Linked DNA regions of Mus musculus: region 1 is linked to region 2. Evidence: chromatin loops called from intact Hi-C (ENCODE). Cell type or tissue: heart. All regions are shown on one strand. Links, peaks and the distances in the headings refer to the core of each region. The heading gives the core; the rest is flanking DNA. Region 1 has its middle 5.0 kb from the start of Gm31363. Region 2 overlaps Gm43837 (a long non-coding RNA gene).

The links. Hi-C counts contacts between places; a loop is a spot of excess contacts. Peaks named below come from ENCODE experiments on the same cell type or tissue, not always from the same donor. Only the 100,000 strongest peaks of a DNase experiment are listed, where the experiment ranks them.
Region 1: it touches region 2 in a loop (2.1-fold over the local background); 1 of 42 quality-filtered maps calls a loop at or near these places.

The regions. Positions count from the first base shown.
Region 1 is chr5:64,442,714-64,451,045 of GRCm38, reverse strand. No RefSeq gene overlaps it. Among named protein-coding and RNA genes, the nearest start is that of Gm31363, 5.0 kb to the left of the region's middle. In heart, for the core only: no CTCF peak of the experiment used is centred there; no DNase peak of the experiment used is centred there.
Region 2 is chr5:64,387,395-64,395,726 of GRCm38, reverse strand. Gm43837 (a long non-coding RNA gene) reads right to left here. Exons shown (of 3, transcript XR_003955925.1): 3 at 5,852-5,998. Among named protein-coding and RNA genes, the nearest start is that of Gm43837, 14 kb to the right of the region's middle. In heart, for the core only: a CTCF peak has its summit at 7,537; DNase peaks (open chromatin) are centred at 4,146 and 6,206; H3K27ac peaks cover 1,873 bases.

The DNA.
Region 1 (8,332 bases), core at 307-8,306, 55 kb before region 2:
AGGTCAGTGACATCATCCTTAGGAATGCTGAGGAAATAAATCATGGCTATCCAAAAGTGTTTATATAAAGTGCTTATTATTGTGTCAGGGAAATGGATCAGTGAGCAAAAGCCTTGATATGCAAGCCTGGCGATTTGAGGTCCATTGTAAAACCATACTAAAAGCTGACTTTGGTGGCATGCACCTGTAATCCCAGCAGTCCTGTAGCAAGGCCGAGAAATGAGCATCACAGGGAAACTCTTGGGCTAGTTAGCCTAACGTAAGCACACAGCATCAAGAATAAGAAAGACCCTGCCTTGACACAGTGGAAGTGAAAACTGACTCCTTAAAGGTATCCTCTGGACCCCACATGCATCCTATGGTGCTGCATGTACACATGTCTCTCTCTCACACACACACACTAAAAATAAGTAAAAGTTAAAGAGAAAACATAAATTTTAAATTCTCATTGTAGCACTAGATATGAAAATAACAAACTCTACGCAACGTAAATGTCCAGTGGGAGAGGGTTCCTTAGGAAGCCTAATACATTCATGCAATGGTATTCTACGAGGACATGAAAATGCTAGAGAAGAGATTCATGATGCGCAGTGCTACACCGCAGGCTGGGATGGAGCCCAGGGGAGGAGCACTTACCCAGCATGGGTGAGGCCCTAAGTCCATGGATAGTGGACAAAGGGAAAAGGTGATAAAAATCAAAGCAACCCATGAAACTTTCTATTTTTTAAAAAAATGCCTATCTATGGGGTTGCTAACACTGGCCATCTCCATTTATCTTAATTACAAGCGATTACATTTTTTTATTGTTATATATTTTCTAAACTCTTTACACTAAATCTGATTTGGTTGTCTTTTCCCATGTTTTCTTCCTTCCTTTCCTTCCTTCCTTCTTTCCTTCCTTCCTTCCTTCCTTCCTTCCTTCCTTCCTTCCTTCCTTCCTGTCTTCCTTCCTGCCTGCCTGCCTGCCTTCCTTCCTGCCTTCCTTCTTTCCTTTCTTTCTTTCTCCCTTCCTTTCTTCCTTCCTTCCTTCCTTCCTTCCTTTCTTTCTTTCTTCCTTTCTTCCTTTCTTCCTTTCTTCCTTTCTTCCTTTCTTCCTTTCTTCCTTTCTTCCTTTCTTCCTTTCTTCCTTTCTTCCTTTCTTCCTTTCTTTCTTTCTTTCTTTCTTTCTTTCTTCCTTCCTTCCTTCCTTCCTTCCTTCCTTCCTTCCTTCCTTCCTCTCTCTCTCTCTCTCTCTCTCTCTCTCTCTCTCTCTCTCTTTCTTTCTTTCTTTCTTAGATTTACTTATTTGACTTTCTGTTTAGGAATGCTCTGCCTGCTTTATGGATGTGGACTGTGTGAATGGCTGGTGTCCACAAAACTTAGGAGAGGAACATCTGATCCTCTGAATTTACAAATGGTTGTGGGCTACTGTGTGGATGCAGGGAATTGAACCAGGGTCCTTAGAAAAGCAACAAGTGCTGTAAAACACCAAGCAATCTCTCCAGCCCTTCTCCCAAGTTCTAAATGTATGCAGCAATATTATAGTAATAGTAATGTCGGATGATTCTTTTGGGTATAGTTTGAAAATACAAGAAAAAAATTGTCTAGAGTGTTGTCTAAGGTTTGACAGCCCATGTGCACAATCACGGTGCAGAAAACATCTGCCTTTGATGCCTGTAATCAGCTCCCTCCCCACTCTGTTCAGCCCCAGGCAGCTTTTGACCTATAGCTGTTCTTCCTGTGGTTCTAAGCTTTCCAGAATGTCCAAGAAATGAAATCATACAGTGTACACTCTTCTCAATCTGGCTTTTTAAAAAAAAACATGGCCTAAAATTCTAAAAATTATTTAAAATATTCTTGGATGAGTAGCTCATGATAGAAACTCAAATATCCACTCATGAACTGATGAACACTTGAGGGATTGTCTCTAGACTTTTTTTTAATTATGTAGATATTTTTGACCTTGTCTGATGTGTATATGTTTTCACTTCTTCCATATTTCACATATACTTAGAGTTTGGGATTGCCAGGTTTTGCCGTCAGTACACTCCTGACTGCACTATTTTTCCACCAATTACTTGGAAGGTGAATTGGTCTTGGGAGTTTGGCTTGCTTATGTTTTTTGTTTTGATAGAGTTGTTTAAAGTTGTCCTAATACTCACAGAACCACATCCTCTGGTTTTGACTTGCATTTCCTTAACGAGGAACAGCGTTGGGCATCTTTTTCCTGGGCTCCATCACAGTTATGTCTGTTTGATGGAAAGGCTGCTCCACCTTTCACCTACTTTTAAAGGAACTTAGTGTGCTTCTACTGAGTTACAATGGTTCCTTTATTGGCTCTGGAAATCTCTTATGAAGGAGTGATCTGTGAGGCTTTCTGCTGGTCTGTGGCTCTTCTCTTGACAGGAATTTTCAAAGAACAGAAGTACTTAATTCTGATGAAGCCCAACTTAATACCTTTTTAAAAGTCAGCTGAGCTTTTGTGTGGTGTCTGAGAAATCATGCTGCACCCTAATCATGAAGCCCTCGCCTGTGTTTCCTTTCGGAGTCAATGGTTCCAGGTTTTACATTAGGATTTAAACAGCTACATATCTGCAAATCGTTCCTTCCTGTCTGTGTTCTTCTTTTCCATATTTAAGATGTCCTTGGAGGAGTTCTGAATTTCAGTGAAGACAAATTCATTTTTTAATGGTTTGTATGACTTTATTTTTACCCTTATATTTAAACTAAAAAAAAAATTGTTTTTTAATGTTTGTCCCTCTTCTTCCTTCCTCTTCCCTCTCCCCAGGTTTTTCTACTTTCTTCCTCCCTTTCTTCCCATTCTCTCTTCCTCCCTCACCTCACTTCACCTTCCTCTCCGCAATCTCTCCCTCCTTCCTTCCATGGAGAGAGCCCTGGAGAATATCAGGCTGAGCTGTGGTTTCTAAAGGCCAGTTCCTCTGAGGTTTCTGCACAGTGGGTTTTCAGGCCTCAGGTCAGAAGCACACTGGAGGAAGACAAGCAAACCCAGTGATGAGATCAGTGACAGATACAAATGACAGGCCTGTGGTCATTAAAGCCACATACTTCCTAGCCACTCCGCAAAGTCAAGAGATGCTTACACGATTCCTCACGAGTCTCAAAATGTAAACAGAGTGAGACTGTTCTGGGAGGGAACATAAATAATCTAGCTATGGCTGGTGTTGAGGGCATCTCCCACCACTTCCAGCACAGTTATTTGACAGTAGACGGCCATTGAGACAGTGATCGCTGTAGCACATTTTCCAGAGAGAGAATGTGTGCAGTGTATCCTATTTAGTGGATTAAATAAGACCAGAACCACTTCAGAGGTGTTTTATGACCTGTAAGGATCCTGGGTTCTTAGACTGATTTCTATTTTACATAATATTTCATATGTATTAAGGACCAATTTTTAAAAGTATAACACATCTGAACAAAAATATTCGAAATCAATGATAATCTGGCTGAAAGAACCATATCAAAATTTTAGAAGGAAAGTTTTCCCTATGATGTCATTTAGGGAGAAAAATCCGAGGCCAAGAGTGATTTTTCCTTTCAGATTCTGGTTTGGGAATTGTAATAGTCCTCTCTCTAACCCAGCTTTGGCTCAGACATGGGATTGGTTTAAAAAAAAAAAAAACAGTGCAGTCGTGAACTGAAATGAACTTGCTAATCCTCTTTCCATTCCCACATAGACAGATCTACCTTGGAACCCATGGGGAACAAATCAAGACACCAGAGAGAAATGATAGCAGAGTCTCCTGGAGCAAGCACGCCCCGAGGAAGCAAGCATCCTCTGCCTTTCCTGGGCTATACTGTGTGCAGACACTATGAGGGTATTAAGAAGGAAAAGGTTGGTGATAGCAAACGAGTGTCCCCACAGTCACACATGGAACATGGCTTTCGCCCTGCTCTCTGACAAACCCTTAGACCTTATGGAAGTGACACCATAGCCATTGGTTCATATTTCCCCCGAAATTCAGAACAAAGAAACGTCAGGCCAGGAAACAGCTAGTACAGGAAGCTGTCCTGCATTGTAAAGACCTGGCCATGGTGGGTCTTGAAATATTTTTGTAGGGGAAAGACACGGGCCAGGCCAGCCTGGAACTCCCCTTGCTCTTAACCTGCAGGTAGGCCCTTGTGTTAGGTCATAGTGGTTCACATGGGATCACTTTTCCTCCTGGTTAAGTCTTCAGTTTCCTGAGGGCAGGGAAACCCCACAGCAAGCACAGTACAACACTATTAAAGGAAAGCTATAAATAATCACTGATTAATACCCCATGATATAAATAGAGGAGGCAAATAAACTTTCAGAGGCTTAAAAATGGACAACTCTTACAATAATACCAAGGAGTTGGACTAACGAGTCCTACAATGAGGTGTTTGTTTGAGACAATGTCTTACTGTATAGCCCAGGCTAGGATGGAACTAGTGATCGCCCTCCTTCAGCCTACCAACTGCTGAGATTATAGGAGTTTACCACTATGCCCAGCCATTAAGGAGGGTGGGTTTAGGTTTGTTTGTTTGGTTTGGTTTTTCGAGACAGGGTTTCTCTGTATAACTCTGGCTGTCCTGGAACTCACTCTGTAGACCAGGCTGGCCTCAAACTCAGAAATCCGCCTGCCTCTGCCACCCGAGTGCTGGGATTAAAGGCGTGTGCCACCATGCCCGGCTTATTTGTTTGTTTAACATAGAATTGTTAACAATGAATCTTTGCTATTATTTCTGTGTAACTTTCCATTTCCTGCCAAGCCTAGAAACCTAAGTAAAAAAAATCTTGATGTTTTATGACCTCCAATTATCCTTAAAACTATCTAAGGAAGCCTTATTCAGCCCAATGTTCTTGATCTCAAAGCATACATAGAAGGCAATGTTTTCAATTGCAGAAAGGATAATTTGAACAGACATTTCACCAAGAGATACACAAACCATGAATGAGCTCATGCAAAGCTCAAGGGCAGGCAGCCACCAGTCATGAGAGATGCAAGGGAACCACAGTGAGACGCCATTCAAGGGGAAAAATAAAACCATAGACAACACCAAGTGTTGGTGAGGCAGACAGACCCAGAGGAACCTTCACAGACAGGAATGCAAAGGGGTATGTCATTTAGGAACACAGTTGAGCAGACTCCACTATAGACTTACTTTCTGTGTGCATGCTGAATTACCTAGTGTCTTAGTTAATGTTTTACTGCTATGAACAGACACCATGACCAAGCCAACTCTTATAAGGGCAACATTTAATTGGGGCTGGTTTACAGATTCAAAGGTTCAGTCTAGCATCATCAAGGCAGGAGCATGGCAGTGCCCATGCAGGCATGGTGCAGGAGGAGCTGAGAATTCAACCTCTTCATCTGAAGGCTACCAGGAGAAGACTGACTCCCACATGGATAGGAGGGTCTCATTGCCCATGCCTACAATGACATACTTCTTCCAACAAGACCAAACCTACTTTAACACAGCCACACCTCCTCATAGTGTCACTCCCTAGACCAAGCATATACAAACCACTACACCTGGGAAACTCACCCCGTGTTTTTCCTCCAGAGAAAATAAAGTATATGCATGCAAAAATTATAGAAGCTTTTTTTTAACTAACCAAAAACTTGAAAGACCCCTCAAATGCCCATTGATGTATAAAGAAATTGTGATAAATCCATGCAATGACAAATATATTCATCAATAAAAGGAAACCAATATATGTGACAGCATGGATAAATACCATGTGTGTTACGATGAATGAATAAAGCCAGACTCAAAAGGCTACAGATTATGTGCCCCATTTAAACAGTCATCTGAAATGGATGAAAATCCATAGCTGCAAGAGAAGCAGTGAAAGGGTTGATAACAAAGGGGCATGAGGAATGTAAAGGGATGGAAATGTTCTCTGTCCAAGTTGTGATAGTCCCTGACCTTATGCACTTGTCAAAACAAGCAGAGCCACAGAAACAAGCCAAAGAGACTGGAAGGCTGGACTAAGATTCAAACCTCGTCTCCCACATGTGGAGGATCTGAAGGGCTTGCTTGAGTACTGTCCACAGGAAGGATGTGATCTCTATGTCCTCCATGTCCTTTGCTATAGCACTACAATGGAAGCATTCATTGGGACCCAGGTGTCAGCTCTGTCCCTGAAGTCCGGTGTAGCAGATAGAAAGTCATCCCCTTTCAGTCCTGTGCTTTTATAAAGTATCTGTCATAGTCTGACCAGGCTACTATAACAAAATGCCTTAAGCTACATGGCTTATAGGCAACAGAAGTTTATTGATCACAGGTCTAGGGGCTGTGCAGTCCAAGATCTAGACATTGGAGGATTTGGTGAAGACTCACTTTATGGTTCTTAAATGATATCCCCAGCTGGTGAGAGGGTCTCTGGGACCTGTTTCATTATATTCTTTAGACAGGGCCTCACTCTGAGCCCAAGCTGACCTTGAACTTGAGCCCTCCTGCCTCAGCATCCTGAGTGTTAGAATTATAAATCTGTGCTTGGCTCCAAGGCCTCTTTAACAAGGTGGCTAATCTTCATGAGGAGGGATCAGCCCTAATTATTTAATCACCTCTTAAAAATCTTCCTTCTTATTAATCCTCTGAGTTAGGACTTCAACACATGGATTTGGGCTTGGGAGACAAATAATCAGACTAGCAAAGCTTCCATTGTATCTAATCTCAATTCCAGTGTGTCAGTCGGATTCCATGCCTCTATGGTTAGGTAGCCTCACCAATAGAGCTCCAATCTATCCATCTCTTGTAGACTTCGGATCCACTATGTCTTTCTAGGGTCTACTTTTGCTTTTCAACAGGTTTGGGCATTTTGAAAAATCTTTATTTTCCAGCAGCTCTTGAGTCAGATGAACCCAGTGGGCCAAACAGCACGGCACTCCTCCCCTGTGATGCAGGCTATCCTCCCAAGCCCACCCCAGACGACGGAGACCCTAGTAGTGATGCTAACAGTCAACAATATCTAGTCTTGAGCTGGGGGAGTTACGTAATTAGTAAAGAGCTCACCTAACATGGGCGAAGTCCTGGCTTCTATCCCCAGCTCTGTATTAAACTGCTGTTGTGATGAACATCCAAAGTCCTTGAACTTGGAAGAGAGAGGCAGAAGGATCAGAAGCTCAGAGTCTTCCTCAGCTACATGGAATTTGTGGCTAGCCTGGGGTACATGATAGCCTGCGTCAAAAAATTAATTAATTAAAAATAAAAATCGCCAGGTGTGGTGGTGCACGCCTTTAATCCCAGCACTTGGGAGGCAGAGGCAGGTGGATTTCTGAGTTCGAGGCCAGTCTGGTCTACAAAGTGAGTTCCAGGACAGCCAGGGCTACACAGAGAAACCCTGTCTCGGAAAAAAAAATTGAAAAAAAATTTCTATCTGCTTCACATTCGGGGAAGACAAGCTCTGAAACCTCCCACCCACACTGCAGCCCATGCTCTCTATTATCTGGATGGCATTCGGGCTACAAGAAACATCTACTCCACTGTGAAAAGAAACAGAGTAGTGAAAGGGGGAGACAGGGAGGAAGAAAGACGCCCAGGAAGGTCAGAAGGCAGAAAGAAATGCGAACAAATAAGATGAAAACGAGCCTTGGTGACCAGAGGAGGCTCTGCATGTTGCTTATAAGGTGCACGACCTGAGTACAGAGGAGGAAGGAATGATGTGCTGGGAGCATGGAAGGAGGTTTCCCGTCACCTGACCCCCATGTCAGCCCAAACATGCATATAGGCAGAAACACATACACACAGAGACATACAAATACACATACACACACACACACACACACACACATATACATGCATATACACACACAAACACACACATATACACACCCATACACACACACACACACACACATACATGGGTGCACACACAGGTACTATCTTAGTCAGAGTTTCTAACCCTGCACAAACATCATGACCAAGAAGCAAGTTGGGGAAGAAAGGGTTTATTTGGCTTACACTTCCATACTGCTGTTCATCACCAGGGAAGTCAGGACTGGAACTCAAGCAGGTCAGAAAGCAGGAGCTGATGCAGAGGCCATGGAGGGATGTTCTTTACTGGCTTGCTTCCCCTGGCTTGCTCAGCCTGCTCTCTTATAGAACCAAGACTACCAGCCCAGAGATGGTCCCACCCACAAGGGGCCTTTCCCCCTTGATCACTAATTGAGAAAATGCCTTACAGTTGTATCTCATGGAGGCATTTCCTCAACTGAAGCTCCTTTCTCTGTGATAACTCCAGCTGTGTCAAGTTGACACAAAACTAGCCAGTACAGACACACACACATATACACCCAAACACACACATACACACACAAACTTACACACACAGACACACATATACATACACACATACACAATCACA
Region 2 (8,332 bases), core at 51-8,050:
CTTCTCATCTGTTCCCCTTCCTGGGCAGGGATTTCCCTGCTTAAGCCCCACTGCGAGGCTGTAGGGCAATACAGCATCACTTTCGGTAAACGGGCATTAGCCCCTTAGGGAAAGCAAGCATTAAACAGACCCATGAAGCAGAAACATTGCCCAGAGCACGGTTGGCCAGGATGGAAGAATCTGCTTAGGAAAAGCTGCTCCTTTAGGGACAGGAGTTCCATGCTTAACAATATGCTATTCACGGAGACTGCTGGAACAGCTAAGCTCTGAGGCCTAACTCAAAGGTGAATGCCCTTCGTTAAGTACTCAAAGGCATTTGGTACCTGAAGTAGAGCAGGCAAGTTATATACATGTGTACTGACTACTTTTATGTCAGCTTATGTCAGTTGAGGAGGGACCCTCAACTGAGAAAATGTCCCCACAAGACTGACCTGTGGGCAAGCCTGCAGAGCATTTTCTCGATTAATGGTTGATGTGGGTGGGCCCACCTTCAGTGAGCGGTGCCATCCTTTGGTGGGTAGTCCTGGATCATATAAGAAGATGGACTGAGTGAGCCAGGAGGAGCACGCAGCACCCCTCCATGGCCTCTACTTCAGTTCCTACCACCAAATTCCTGCCCCAAACTCTTCTCTCAGGGATGAACTGTTACCTAGAAGTGTAAGACAAAAATCAACTCATTTTTTTCTCAAGTTGCTTTTGGTCATGGTGTTTATCACGTTAGAAATCTTAACTAAGACCATACACATGTAAAATAGGCCGGTGGAACAGTTATCATTTCTATAATGTGAGGGGAATAATCCTCTTTAGCAAATTAATTATTAAGCATTCACCTACCTGGCTACTTTTTAAAATATTTATTATTCATTTTATTTGTTTATATGTTATTGTGTGTGTAGATAACTGTGTGTGACAGACGGGAGTGGGGTATACCAGTTTCCCTGGAGGCTGGTAGGGCCTGGGATCCCATGAAGCTGACCTTAAGGATAGTGATGAGCCATCCTTCTTGAGTGTTGGGGCCTGAGCTTGGGAACTCTTCAAAAGCAGCAATTGTTCTTAACCGATATACCATCTCTCAGACCCCAGCTGGCTACATTTTATCAAACATTTATTAGGTGTCAGATGCTGAGCAGGCATAGAGGCCCCTGCTGGATGCTGCTATGGCCTATATATGACTTGTGTGTGTTTACACATACACACAGAAGCAAAACTGATAGCACCAAAATGCCAGAGGAAATGATCTGGTAAAGTCTTGGGTCCACTAAGGCACCCTGACACTAACCCTGACCACTCTCTTTTATGGCTCAGCTTTCCTGGATCTCCACGCATCCCGTCCCTCCTCTTCCTGACATCATGTATACGTACATATATGTGTATGTCAGGTGGACACATTACATTTTATATATGCATGTATAATTTGCTTATTGCTTATCTATTTTGCCCTGCTAAAATGTAATCTCTTTGCAAGTAAGGAAAGAGAGGGGTGTTTTTTTTGTTTTTTGGGGTTTTTTTTTTTTTGGTTTTGTTTTTGGCTTTGGTTATTTTGGTCAGCTTTGATACATACCATGATGTATCTAGAAGAAAGTCTGGCATGGAATAGGCACTCAGTAAAGTTCCTCAAGTGTAATAGATCTGCTGGGGTAAAAGACAGTTATCCATCCATCCATCCATCCGTCCGTCCGTCCGTCCGTCTGTCTGTCCATCCATCCATCCATCATCCATCCATCCATCTATCTGCCATCCATCCATCTATCTGCCATCCATCTATCTGCTATCCATCCATCTGCCATCCATCCATTCATTGAGTAAGCATCTGTTGTCTTCTCTAGGTAAAGAGAAGACATTTTTTGATCTTCTCTAAGGGTTTGGTGGCCTGGACACAGAACAAAGATATTCTGACTGCTCTCATAGTGTGATCCAAGACTGCAGAGACAAATGCACAGGCCACATTCCTGAGCATGCCCGACCCTGGGTGTGGTGGTGACTTGCAGCGGTGACTTGCTGGGAATGAGGCTGGCCAGACATTGTGGGCACCAAGTCTAGAAACCTGGTCCCCTGGCTGAGCAGCTGAACCCTTACAATCCTCAGAGACGTAAGTTTCATTTTAAAATAACTCCCTTTAGATACAGACTTAGAACTCCATCAAAGCCAAATAAGCCAGCCCGTTTGAGAGGCAGAAAGCCAGATGGCAGGAATACCAAGAGCACTCTCTTCCTTGTTATCACTGATACTGGTCAAACCACGTTTTGCTGCTCTTCGAATCACAAAGGAATGGACTCACATTCACAGGTACTTTAAGAACACACTCAGACAGTCTCCAACTGTACACCAATCATTCCAGCCAAAGGATCAGAAGATGATGTGTGGAGGAAACACTCTCCTGGCTCTTCAACTACCAGCCACTTCCAGGGAAGGAAGACTTGCCTGCTTGAGCAGAGTGTACCTTGGGAAGAACGGATATGGGGTACAGCTAGAAAACCCATATGCTCTTTCTACTTCAGGCTGCATGTAGCCAGCCCAAGGAGAACTCGCTGAACCTCCATGGGTAGTGAGTTCCTTTCCAGACACCAGAAGCAGCCACAAATAGCAAGAAGGGTCTGGGACAGTTGATGACTGACCCTATGGAGCGGAGGCGATGCTATAAAAATCAGTTGCATACTGGCATCAGGAGACAGGCTGGCTGCTCCGGCAAAAACAGCATACAAAAATAATTCTGTTATAAACTGACTCTCTCCTATATATAGTAAAGACAAATAATCGCCCACTTCCCCCCGTTAATGTATCTTTCAGGTTCCTGTTTTTAAATAGCAGCTTTTCTGAAAAGCTCACCCTGCTGAACTTTCTAATGGTGGCCACAAAGGGAATATCTAGCCATCATGGAGATGACCATACAGGGGGACAGGAGGGAAGGGCAGGCTATGAGAGGGACCCTGTAGCTCACCCACAGGGAAAAGCAGGCCACTTGGGAAAAATCCAGACGCATTAGTTCCAGATTTTGTTGTTGTTGTTGTTGCTGTTGGTTCCTGTTCTCTGGCAGGCCAGAGCACTCTGCAGAAAGGGGACCTCCCAGGGCCCTTCCAGCCTGCTTCTCCTGCATGACCTGCACCTGCTCTGGGGCACGATAAAATATCTAGGGATAACACCCGGGGCGGAAGCCATGTGCATGGTCAAGGTCTATGCAATGTACTGATCTCTGATCAGTTACGATGCTATCAAAGTTGCCTTCCCTCACCGGTACAGCTTAAAAGCAAAGAACCAGACACCCCTCCTATGAGTGGCTCTGCCCAGGACCTGTATCTCAGCCCGTGTGTTGAGAAAGACAGACCCCGTCGTAAGCTGTGACCTTTACCGGCAGAAGCTTGCACTGTTCGCGGATGGAAGGAGACACAGTCACTCTTCCAACCATCTCCAGCTGAGCCCCGCTGGGAGCTGCTACCTCCTGTACACCTTGTCGTTCTACCCTAGAGACTTCATTTTTCTCTTCTTTTTACCTGTTTCCTCCCTCAGGCCTGGGAAGAGATGTAAGCCCTCACGGCTTTCTTACAACCACTCTCCTGAAAGACAAGTGACCAGAAGAGGAGATATCCCAGCAATAGGAAACACCATGAAGAACACCTCTCTAGAGTTCCATTAAGCTCTGGGAACAGGATCATGGTAATATTGTGCTGAGCATAAAGGTCTGAAATAGCTGCAGAGTGGTGGCCTTCCAGCTACTTCAGTGGGAGACTATGAATCCCTTGTCCTTTCAGTGAGCGTGTGGGGGATACAGTGTCTGCACCACTCAAGCTTAGTGCACTGTTCTAGACCCAGCACTGACTGGTGCTTACCTGGGATGGTACCCAAAACCTGCCAAACTTCTGTCCGTCTTGCTATCATCATTTCCGGTGTATGAGCAAGGCTTTAGTGGCCCTGAAAGATTGAGGGATCTCCCCAGGAGTACAGAGCTACATCATGAAAAGCCAGGACCAAAGTCCCTTCAGGACACTTAGCGGTTCCATTCTCCTGCCCCAAGAAGAGATGTCCAAAGGAGATTGCACAACCCACACTGAAAGTTGGTTCCAGGCACTGCCCTCAGAAAAGTCCCTCACCGAGCATTTGAGCTTCTCTCACTTCAGTCACAGTCCATTTCCTCTTCCCAGCCGGCCGGCATGCTAGAGAATTAGGTGTGGCAACTTCCAAGAAGGGAGGGAGGTACCCACCCCCACCCCCACCCCCCTCAGGACATCCTACAGCTCTGAATGGGAGCATTCCTTCACAGTAGTTGTGCTGGAACCAAAACCCTTCCTGTGAAGGTCACCTGCCCCCATCAGGAAGTCCCCCACCCCCTGCATCCTTGTCAAAAGCTCCTCCCCCCCCCACACCCCCTCCATCTTGGAGAGCAAAGGTTCATTAGCTTGCTAAGAAATCACATCTCTGCCTCTGGTGCAACAAGCCTAGGGTCTTGCAGCAGACAAATGGTATTTTTGGTTCCTTGGTAAGTCTACAAACCCAGGGTTCCATCTCCTGGCATTAAATAGCTTCCTTCCTAATTGGAGCATGCTCAAAAGTCAGACCCACCATAGGGCTTGTTAAAATTCTGATGGCAGTACTCCACCCACAGGTAGGACCCTGGGGCCTGTATCTCTAACAAGTTCCCAAGAGATGTTGATGCTGCTGGCCCTGGACCACACTCCGCATCTCCAGGGATTACTTTGTGGTGCAGCATTAGCCCCAGCAATGCCATTTTCACAAAGCACCATTTAAAACATGATTCCAGGATAACATATTATGTAAGACCCCAGAAGCACAAATCAGCATGTGAGGTCAAGAGGTAGAGGAGAGTGAAGAGCGTGAAGCCAGGTAAGCCCTAGCCAAACACTGAGAAGAGAGCTCTGGACGTCCTGTGCCTCCCATAAGGAGCGCACATCAAGGGATCGTGGAAAAAGTCTTGTTTATAGTCAGGCTTTCTTTCTCATTCCTGAGGCGACCACAGCTGACCTGGGCAAAACAGGCCTGCCCTGCCCAGACCTGCCCAAGGTGTTCCCTCATTCCTTGGAGGTGAAGATGGTACGGGCGGGGGGGCGGGGGGGAGTTGTGGGAAGGGGTATGGGGGACATGGTCTGGGGATACTGTCTGTCTCAGCCTGCCAGCCCAAGTGGACTCTGAAATTCCAATCTGAGTAGCTGAGAAGACAGAAAATGTTCTGACCCTTTCTGCAATCACAATTTCTTAGAAACATCAACATCAGAAGGTAAAACCTGAGTAGATTAACCACTCAACTTCTTCCCAAATTCTTTTGCCCGTTCCATTCCTTCTGAATGGAAATTTCTTTCTTGTGGCTATTCCTAGTCTCCCTTCCACAGTCAGCTATGGCTCCTGTCTGGGCGGTGGTCTCAGGCACTTCTCCCTCTTTGGCTTCCACACTTGCAGCATCCTTAAACCTTCAGCCAATCAGCATCTCCTTTGCAGGCTCCTTTGCCTCCTCCCTTTGTTCTTTCTGAATGATCATTTTCTTTTCTGTGACATCGACAACAAGAACTGAAGAAACAGAAGGAAAGGTAGCTGTAAGCAGAGGGAGGCTGGAAAGGGATTTTCTCTCAGAGAGAGAAGAAAGAAAGAGTGTAGAGATGCCTAGCAGCCCCCTGGAGGTTTTGAGGAAAGAGAACCCAGGCAGGTTCTGGAAGCAACAGAAAGAAACAGGGTGGAGATTGTAGCAGGGGTGGCTCTGTGGTGTGGTTACAGAGTGTGAAAAATGCAGTAAAGGGGATACAGCAATTCTGAAACCTCCCCTGGTGCCAGGGACCCTTATGCTTTAACTGCATCACCACTGTGGGACTAGGTGGCCTGGGCTCAGCCTTCATTGGCTCACCTCCGCACGATCCTTCCATCTTTGACCTTGCCCTTTCCAGTGTCTGGCACAGTGCCTAGGCTGTGGTAGTTGCTCAGAAAGGGCTCCCTTCTTTCCTCTCTCCAGCTCCGGGGCATCCTTCATGTTGACATGGGGACAGAATTGGAGTTGAGGCTGATAGGACAATAGGAGATGAGGAGGGAGGGTAAATAATGCATAGCACTGAACCCTCCCCCCCCCCCCACACCCTGGACCAAATACCAGCCTCACAATGCTGATCTTGGCAGGGGGCCCACCATCTACCAGACCCCCCCACCCCCGCAGGCCTCTGGGGTATGGCTAATTAAAGACACGCTTACTCATTTCATTCCCAAGTCACTATTTAAGGAAATAGAACCATGCCATTCCTCTAAGGCCTCTGACCTTAGATACTAGAGGCAAACAATGCCGGGGCTTGTCCAAGTGGCCATAAATGCAGAGCTGTTCAAAGAGCAATTGAGGGCCAGAAAGGGAGGACAGCACAGGCCACACAGCTGGGCCAGCTGCTGGATGGTCCCCTCCTTCCATTCTCCCCACTCTCTCCTCTTCCCCATCCCCTGCAGAAGCTAGTGGCAACCCTCCCACCCTGACACCCCCTCCCTACCACCTCCTCACAGTTAGCTCCTGGTTTTCTGAGCTCATTCAGACTCCTAGCTGACTCAGAGAAGCCTTAGTGATCTCCATGGATTTCAAGCAGGAGCAACTTGCAGCCTCTGGGATTTTTCAGGGTTTTTTGAGACTAAAGAAAAACATGGCTTTTGTATCTGTGTGTCGTGTATGTGCACATGTATGTTCATGTGTACATGTCTATCTATGCATGTAGGCAGAAGTCAGATAAGGACACCTGGGATCTTGTCCCATTACTCTCCTTTTTATTCCTCCTAGACAGGGTCTCTGAACCTGTGTCTGGACTGATGTATTGAGGATTGGTTCTAATGCTTTGATTTAATCAGGAATCTGTGTGTCCAAATGCTGAAGGACCTTGTCCCCAATTGGTTTTTGATTGATCAATAAAGATGCTAGCAGTCAATGGTTGGGCAAAAGGAGATGGACCGGGACACTTAGATTTGCGAGGGCTTGGGATAGAGAAGTGGAGACAGAGGATTGCCTGAGATGGCTTGAGATGAGTTGAGAGATGGCTCAGATTTAGAGCTGTGGCAGAGAGAGCCTCTGAGCAGTGTAAGAATTCTGGTAAGTGGCCACTGCCCACTTCCCTATTGGGCCTGGGGTAGCAGGCAAAGGCTTAGCACTGCCTAACCTTTGAGCTAATCACAGCATTTCAAAAACAAGCTAGTGTGTGTGTATCTTTCATTCGCCAATGAAAGAGTCCCTTGGTGGGTGACTGGAAGTGTGTGACCGGCCGGGAGCACAAAGTGGAATGGTATGTCTCTGCTTCTCCACCAGCCCCCTTCTCAGCATTGGGGTTAGAGGTGCACATAGAGCCATGCCTGGCTTTTTATGTGCATCATGGGATCCAATTCTGGTCTTTTAACGCTCTTGCTTATGGAGTCATGTGTTCAGTCCCCAAACACAAACTTTAATCAACACACTCTTGGCTGGGATCTGCCTATGTCAGATGTGGTATTGAGAAGGGAAGGGCAGAGAATGCAAAGCTTTCGATAGACTGTAGTGATCACTCAATAAAGGGCCTCCAGAGACTGCTCTCTGCTTCCTGCAGATGGAGCCTCTTGAGAACTTCCTCTGACAGCCATGAGCTCTGCAACTCCCTCCCTGCTGTGATGAGCTGAAACCTCTGAACCCGAGAACCAACATAAACTCTCCTCCACCATCTCTCTCCTCCACCATCTCTCTCCTCCACCATCTCTCTCCTCTACCATTTCTGTTGGAGATAGTGGTCAGAGTGATATTCAAGTAACAAACACAGAAAACAGATAGCAGAGAAGTAGGGTGACTTCTATGAACACCCCAAAGTCATCCTGCTTAGACTTTGGCAGATGATTTGTGGAAGGAATTTGGAAGTTTGGGGCAGTGGACTGGAGAAGCCCTGACATGCTGTGAATGTAATGGATGATTCTGGTCCAAATGTAGAAGACCCAGAATGCTGACAGAAACACGGATGGCAAAGGACAGGCTCAGAGGCTCCAGACAAGGACAGGGATTGTATAGGGAATTAGATCTCAAGTCATTTCTATTATATCTCCAGAAGGAATTTGTCTGTATTCTTTAAGGTCTTTAAATTTTGAAGTGAAGCTGGGTTTTTCTGTTGTTTTGTTTCCAAGGCAGGGTTTGTCTGTGTAGCCCCCACTGTTCTGGAACTCACTTTGCAGGTCAGGTTGGCCTCGAACTCAGAGATCTGCCTGCCTCTGCCTCCTGAGTGCTGGGACTAAAGGTGTGCACCACCAATCCAGCTTTGAAGCTGGTTTTTAAAAGAGTGAGCCAATTTATTTGGTTGAAAAAATTCCAAGTCTTCACAGCATTCAGGCTGGTACAGGGCCATTTTTGGCTGCT